2 separate regions of the Homo sapiens genome follow, and region 2 is linked to region 1. The links are chromatin contacts, found by Hi-C or POLR2A ChIA-PET in ENCODE. All regions are on one chromosome and are shown on one strand. The core of a region is the stretch at or near the end of the contact, and the rest is flanking DNA. Distances in the headings are between cores, read along the strand shown.

Evidence for each region. Hi-C counts contacts between places; a loop is a spot of excess contacts on that map. ChIA-PET counts read pairs that join two places held with the same protein, here RNA polymerase II (POLR2A). Pooled maps may share reads with other maps.
Region 2: a map of CD8-positive, alpha-beta T cell shows a loop between it and region 1 (23-fold over the local background). The contact joins the promoter of ETF1 here to the promoter of PPP2CA-DT in region 1. A Hi-C loop is called at or near these places in 1 of 168 maps with a recorded cell type or tissue (CD8-positive, alpha-beta T cell), 1 of 37 single-sample maps with no recorded cell type and 9 of 50 pooled maps. POLR2A ChIA-PET finds 5 or more read pairs at or near these places in 1 of 52 experiments (CD8-positive, alpha-beta memory T cell).

The regions. Positions count from the first base shown.
Region 1 is chr5:134,224,868-134,228,228 of GRCh38, forward strand. It overlaps PPP2CA-DT (PPP2CA divergent transcript), which reads left to right and starts at 1,543. Exons shown (of 1, transcript NR_186539.1): 1 at 1,543-3,361. PPP2CA (protein phosphatase 2 catalytic subunit alpha) reads right to left here and starts at 1,206. Exons shown (of 7, transcript NM_002715.4): 1 at 893-1,206. The coding sequence starts at 994. It overlaps MIR3661 (microRNA 3661), which reads left to right and starts at 890; the gene lies at 890-985. RefSeq lists enhancers at 496-605, 945-1,464, 1,465-1,986, 1,986-2,145, 1,987-2,506.
Region 2 is chr5:138,541,525-138,544,885 of GRCh38, forward strand. It overlaps ETF1 (eukaryotic translation termination factor 1), which reads right to left and starts at 1,712. Exons shown (of 11, transcript NM_004730.4): 1 at 1,573-1,712; 2 at 1,309-1,412. The coding sequence starts at 1,394. RefSeq lists enhancers at 1,223-2,422, 1,364-2,153, 1,873-2,272, 2,154-2,943 and a silencer at 1,533-1,582.

The DNA of each region.
Region 1 (3,361 bases), core at 293-2,792:
TATCACTACTACTACTTGCAGCCACAAAATACTATCAAGTAATTTTTGCAACAAAGATACAAAATTTACCGCTCTTCCATTTTATGTTGTTCATTTTAAAAATAAACGGCAAAATGCCAAGTGTGTTAAGCTTAGAGAAGGCTTTGAGTCAGCATATAAATCATATTCAACCGACACTTGATTTCCAATCCAAAAGCTCCTTATGTAGTATGACTCACCAAATTCCCGATTTCTTCCAACTATGAAAAATAAGTTACACTCCTCCCTTATAGCTACCACCATGACCTTCGTAAAAATTAGGTTAAGAGAATAATTTAAAAATTCTTAAAGACACCCCTTACCTTGATTTCTGGAGAAGATCGCTTGGTGAGTTTAATACAAACCACCAAGGGGTACTAAAGCTGTGTGACCTTTAGGTATGTTCTGGGATACGGCCTAACAAGACTGCCTTTGGGGGATCCTCTGGGCAGCTCTGGACCTAACTAGGCCTGGGTACCAGCGGCAAGACTCTTACTCAGCCCACCGGAGAGGCCCAGGCTCCATTCCCAAGCCGCAGAATCCAAGCCAGCTCACCCTCAAAACCGTCCCTGACGATGACCCACAGGGTCTCCGCTCCCCCTGCCACCTCGTCTGGCGCCAAGGCCGGCTGACTCAAAAGCCCAGGAGTCGAGTGAACGGCGCCATTTTAGGCGGCGGCGGCAACCAATCCCTGCGCGGGAGGCAGGGGGCGCCGGGTCGTTAGGAAGCCGCCGCCGGCCAGGATGGGCGCCGGTCTCGGAGACTCGGGGGGCCCGGACCGGCGGCCTCCGCCATGTTGCACCCTCCTCACGGCCGCCTTTTCCTCGGCGGGCTCGGCCCCGCGGCGGCTGTCCGCAGCCGTACTACAGCTCACCTTCTCGCAGAGGCTCTTGACCTGGGACTCGGACAGCTGCTTGCACTCGTTCAGCTGCTCGATCCACTGGTCCAGCTCCTTGGTGAACACCTTCTCGTCCATGATGCCACCCGCCCCAGCCGGCTGCCGCTCCGCGCTGCTCCCGCGCCGCCGCCCGCACACGGGCCTACACGCACACGCCGCCGCCGGTTCCTCGTGTACTTCTGGCGGCTGTTGAGGCTGGCGCTGGCCCGCTGGCTCTCACCGCAGTACTCGGCCGTCGGCCGCTGCGCCTCCTCCTCCGCTCGCTGAGGCTCCAGAGCTCGGCTCTCTGTAATGGCGGCCGCCGGGCGTGGTGACGTCACGCCCGGCGTCAGGAGGCGGCGGGGAGCGGAGGGGAAAAGGGCCGGGGAGCAAGCTGCGCAACTGCAGAGCCCTCCCCGGGCGGCCGCACGACCGGAGTTGGGGCGCAAACTGGGGGTCAAAGCGCAGGCGCGACGTAGCCGGCTGGTAACTGAAGCGCCTTGACTTTTTGGGCGTGGCTCCCGGAGGGCGGGGTGGTGGGGGAAGGGAAGGATGGAGCTGGAGCATGCGCAGTGCGCACAGCGGCGAACCGGACTAATCCCTGAGCACTATTCCAGGAGAGGCGAGGGCTTGGGCCGCGCGCAGGCGCAGACCGGATGGAAGCCGGGGCCACTGGCAGCCTGTAACTGGTTCCCCTGGGAAGGCCGCTCTGGTGATGAACTCAGCTCCTCACCTGGGGCCTGGCAGTCCGATCACGGAAACGAGAATTGCGACCCCGTGGCTCATCTGGGGTGCTGCGGCTCTGTAATCGTGTGGGTTTCCGTCATCTTTGGGGGCAGGAACGGGCAGCGAGTGGCCGCTTGGATTAACCACCCCCACCTCTGGGCGCGGCTGGCACCTTGTAATTAGGTCACTCGTAGGTGGAGGAGCGTGTACCTACCGGGGGAGTGCTGCGCAGTGCACCTGACTTCCGCGGCACACACCCGTCCCCGGACCTAGGTGTCTCGTCGGGCGCGATGGCGGGGGCGAGGCTTGGGCTTTTCTTTGGGCCTCGGACCGCGGCTCGCTTCCACGCGCCCCGCTCCTCGCCGGTGGTTGCTTTCCTCCAAGTTTAATTCTCTCTGGGAATGAGAGACCCTCAACCCCTGCGCGCCCTGGCCTACTTTCAAGAGGGGAAGCCCAGAGAAGATGGATGCACCTGTCCTGACCGCGTCTCGGTGGCGTGAGAAGCAGCTGTGATACGTGCTTAAAAGAGAGAGCTCGTATACCCTAGGATTGGACCTCTGTCTGGTTATGAATCGCTTTGGAGTTTGCGAAACGTTTTCACATTCCATTGTCCCTGCTTTTACATAAATATCTGGTTCCATAGAGCGCCAGCTATATGCCAGATCCGGAGGGGTCATCCAGACGGACCAGGGACCATGCCCTGGAGCTTGTATTCTCCCAACAGTACTGGCTGAAGATGGTTTGGGATAGGCAGAAGAGAGATCATAATGCCCCCAGGATTTGAAAGATATAGAAGCTTTCCAAAGAACATTTAACCATAAAGGGCAAGGCAAGAGCTGAACCTGATCGCCTGTCTTCCAGGAACCCCACCCTCAGTATCAGGCAACCCTTCCACACCCAAGTGCTCAGCGATGCTTGGGAGGAGACTGCTCACTCTGCGGCTCTGAGGGCATCATCCCCACCAACAGGCTGAAGAAGGCACTGGAGGCCCCATCAGCCAATAGCAGGACTGAAAATCCTCCTTTATCCAAGACAACGTGTTTGGCAAGGCCGACTGGCTTGGCCTCCCTAGGCTGGAAATTGCAATTCTGCTTTCCCTTCACACCTCCCATTAGTGTGCACAAAAGAAAGTACCTTAAATCTACTCTTCTAGAAGTCTTATCACATACTTAATTTACCAGACTGGGAAAAAGACCCTTTAGCCCAAATTCTGTCCCTGTTTTGCAGTTAACATCCCCAAACAATAGAAGGGTAAGAGTTAAGACCAAGTGGAATGAATAAGGAAAAAATCATCACTTAGTGCCCGTGATTATAAAGCCATACCCAGTGTGCTGTCTAATCTTATTCTTTACCGTTGCCATGAACCTGTGTGAGAACTGTCTGATGGGGCAAGAAGCAGACAGGCACTCAGAAAAGAGAAGGGACTTGCCTAAGATAGTGGTCAGGATTTAAAACTGCACACTCCCAAGTACAAAGTCTCAGCCACAGTCATGCAGTTGACCTTCCAAGGTCTGACATATGGAACAGAATCAACATTATTTCTCTTTGCCTAGATTCTCTCTCTTTTTTTTTTTTTTTTTTTTTTTTTTTTGAGCCAGAGTCTCACTCTGTTGCACAGGCTGGAGTGCAGTGGTGCAATCTCGGTTCACTGCAAACTCTGCCTCCCAGGTTCAAGCAAATCTCCTGCCTCAGCCTCCCAAGTAGCTGGGATTACAGGCACCCGCCACCATGCCCGGGTAA
Region 2 (3,361 bases), core at 462-2,961, 4.3 Mb after region 1:
ATTGGGCCTTCAGTACAATTAAGCACATCCTGTTTCATATAACAGTAATAATGAAGAGCTTGGAGGGGCTGTCATTCTAAAATTGCAAATCTACCCATAAATGACAATCCTGGGCTGGAAACCAGAATGTCAAATTCTTGTGCTGAAATCAACTTTTCACATGGCCTGAGGCAGGCCATTCTACTATTCTAAGAATGCTCAGACATACAAGTATGTAATAATGTTCCAAACACTTTTTTTTGGGGGGGGGGGCACTTCCTGTAAGTAAAAAGTTTCTATGACTGGGAAAGGAACAAAATAAAGTAATAAAAGAAACAGGAATACCCCTGGCACACCTTCCTCAAACGAACAACGTTAAAAAAAAAAGAAAACACACACACACAGCTAATTTTAATCTAGCCTACTCTCCCCCCAATGGACACACCTACAGTTTCTTATCAAAATGTACAAGACTCAAAGCCCATTTAATTCAATTATGAATCTCACTCAACAAGCATCAAGCACATCAGGCGCCTCTCTACAGCGATATCCCCACAAGTTTCAGAGAAATGCCAGCAGGGACTCTGTAGTTATGATTCCTATCAAACGGCCCCCTAACCCGTATTTCTCCTGGACATACACATGCAGATTCATTAACCAAAACCTACCCAGCACCCCTCACATCGCGCGTACGTTGGCATTTTCAGTTTATAGGTGGGTCCTGGAACAGCTAAAACCAGGAAGCTCCGGGGTAATTAGAGGACTTGGGAGAAGTCATCTTGGGACAGGTGGAAGACCCAGAGAAATCAGGAATCAGAAAGAAGCTGTCCCTGGCCACCTCTGCTTCCCGTCCCATCCAAACTTCACCCACCCGGGTCTCAGAAGCCCAGAAGGGAGAGGCCATTTTAATGAGGCCTGGCTGAGAAATGAAGGGAGAAGAGGAAATCAGGGAAGGGCCCTGGGAAAGGAAGGCCGAACACTTTGCCACAATAGCACCCGAGTCGGGTGGCAGCACCTGGAGCCCGAAGAGGGAGGACCTGGACTTAAGGGCCCGGGAGAGGTGCAAAAGTAGCGGTGGCCTACCACGAGGGGGGCCGAGTGATCTAAACCGGGGAGCGCGGGCCCCTTACCCCCATGCGGGGAAAGGACCCCTTCTCGGGCCAACCGCGCCGACCCTCGCCCCTGGGTCAGGGGCTACTACCCAGAGATCCAGAAGGCGGGAGTTGGCTAGTGCCTGGTTCTCCTCATCCGGCCATGCGGCGCGGGGGCGTCCATCCTGAGGGGTCCGGGAACCAAGAGGGCACGGAGGGTGCCGGACGCGGCGCTCACCCGCGGGCCGCCTCCAAGCTCTTAATGAGCTTCTTGATCTTCCAGATCTCCACGTTCCTGTCGGCAGCACTGGGGTCGTCCGCCATCTTCTCGCCTCCTCCTCCCTAGAGCGGCCCGGCGGGGCCCGGAGACACCAAGACCACAGAGTTAGCGCCGCCGCTGGGGCAGAGCGGCCCCCTTCCTCGCCATCCCCCAGAGGCCCTCTCCTCCCGTCCGGTGCAGCTCGCCACAAAGGTCACCGGCCTTTCCCTCCCTGTGCCTTACCTAAGGGCCCAGTCCTGGGCGGCAGCGGCTGCTCCTCCCCGGCGGCGGCTCCGCGGCGGCGGCGGCTCTGACGTAGGACACCGGCTCCCTCTCTCCAGGCAGCTGCATGTGTTGCAATCCGCTCACATGGGGCCTGTGACATCACTTCCTCCGCCAGGGGCGGAGTGGAAGGCGGCAGGCGGAAGGGAGGGGGCCGGTGCGAGTGAGGAGAAGCTGGGCGTCCGCCGCGACTTCTCATTGGCTCTCTGCCCCGCAGCCTACAATGAGCCCGCCGATTGGCTGCAGCTGGGTCCGCGCCGCCTTGTGAGGTAAGGCTGGGGGGTGGGAGGTGCCACCTTTCTTCCGGCCCGGCAAGGCGAGAGGAGGAAGCGGGCGGAAGCCGGTGGCTCTCGCGAGTTTACTGAGAGCCCCCGTCAGGCTCGAATGGGGGTGGTTCTTAAAGAGAGAGGACCGGGGTCGTCGTCTTTTCAGTCCATTCTCCTTGAATAGGGTGGACATCTGAGGCTTTGCGACTCGAAGCTAGGCACTTGGGCCCGACGCGCGGTTTGAACGGTGCTTGAGAAGCCGCGAAGAAGCGCCTCGCGCTCAGCGGCTTCTTCGCTGACGAAGTGCTGCGGTCTGCGTGCGTCATGGCTGCACGGAATAGTGTGGAGGAGTCCTGGCCAGTAGGTCTGGATGAGGAACCTGCCTCCGGGCGGTCCGGGACCCTCACCTGCAGGGGCGAAAGAGGCCTGTTTTCTCTCGCCCCAGAGCTAGGACGGGCTCACTTTGGACTTAGAACTTTATGGGGTGGAAGACAGCGGGGGCTGCCTGAGCTTGGAGACCTGAGGTATCTGGTCCCATGTATGATTTGGCCTGAGCCGTTGAGAATGGGGGTGGAGAGAGTTGAAACAAAATGGGCATCCACATACGGTTAGAACTTTATCTTTTTGAGTTAGGATTTTTAGGTGGCTACTTTGTCCCCCCTCACCTCGTCTGGGTTCAAATATTGAGCCCAGACCGTGTGCTGGACCCTGTTTTCCTGGGGATACAGAGGTGAACCAAACAGATGACAGTACTTACCCTTATGGAGCTTATAGTCGATTGGGTTTTTAAGTTTGTGATTTTATACTTTTTGTAATAAAATAATTACACAAATGCTTAAGTACTTCAGGGTGCTCTGAGAGTGTATGGCGGGGACCCAGCTCTGAAATGAGACCCAAAGGATGATTAAGAGTTTGTCAGGAGGAAACAGAATACAGTTGAGAACTACAGAAACGCCAGTGTGCTGGCACAAGGTCAGGGACGGGGAGAGTGGTTTGAGGGAGCAGCAGGGGAAGAGGTCATGTAGGGTCTTTTAAGCCAGATTCAGAAGTTTGGTTTCTTTCAAGAACAGTGGGTAGTTTAAAGGGTTTAGAGCCCTGGTGTGGACTGGAGAGAGTACAGGAGAAGCCCAGAGACCATTTTGGCTGCTTCATTATCATGTGAGAGATGATTTTCGCTTACATTAGGGTGGTGACAGTGCAGATAGAAGTGAATGAAGGGCCTGGTGCAGTGGCCCACGGCTGTAATCCCAGCACTTTGGGAGGCCAAAGGGGAGGATCGCTTGAGCCCAGGAGTTTGCGAGCAGCCTGGGCAACATGGCAAGATTCCGTCTCTACAAAATTACAAAATATTAGCCTGGTGTGGTGGCCCGCGCCTGTAGTCCCAGCTGCTTGGGAGGCTGAGGTGGGAGAAACCCTTGAGCCGAGGAATTCGAGGCTGCAGTGAGCTGAGATCACACCACTACACTCCAGCCTGGGTGACAGAG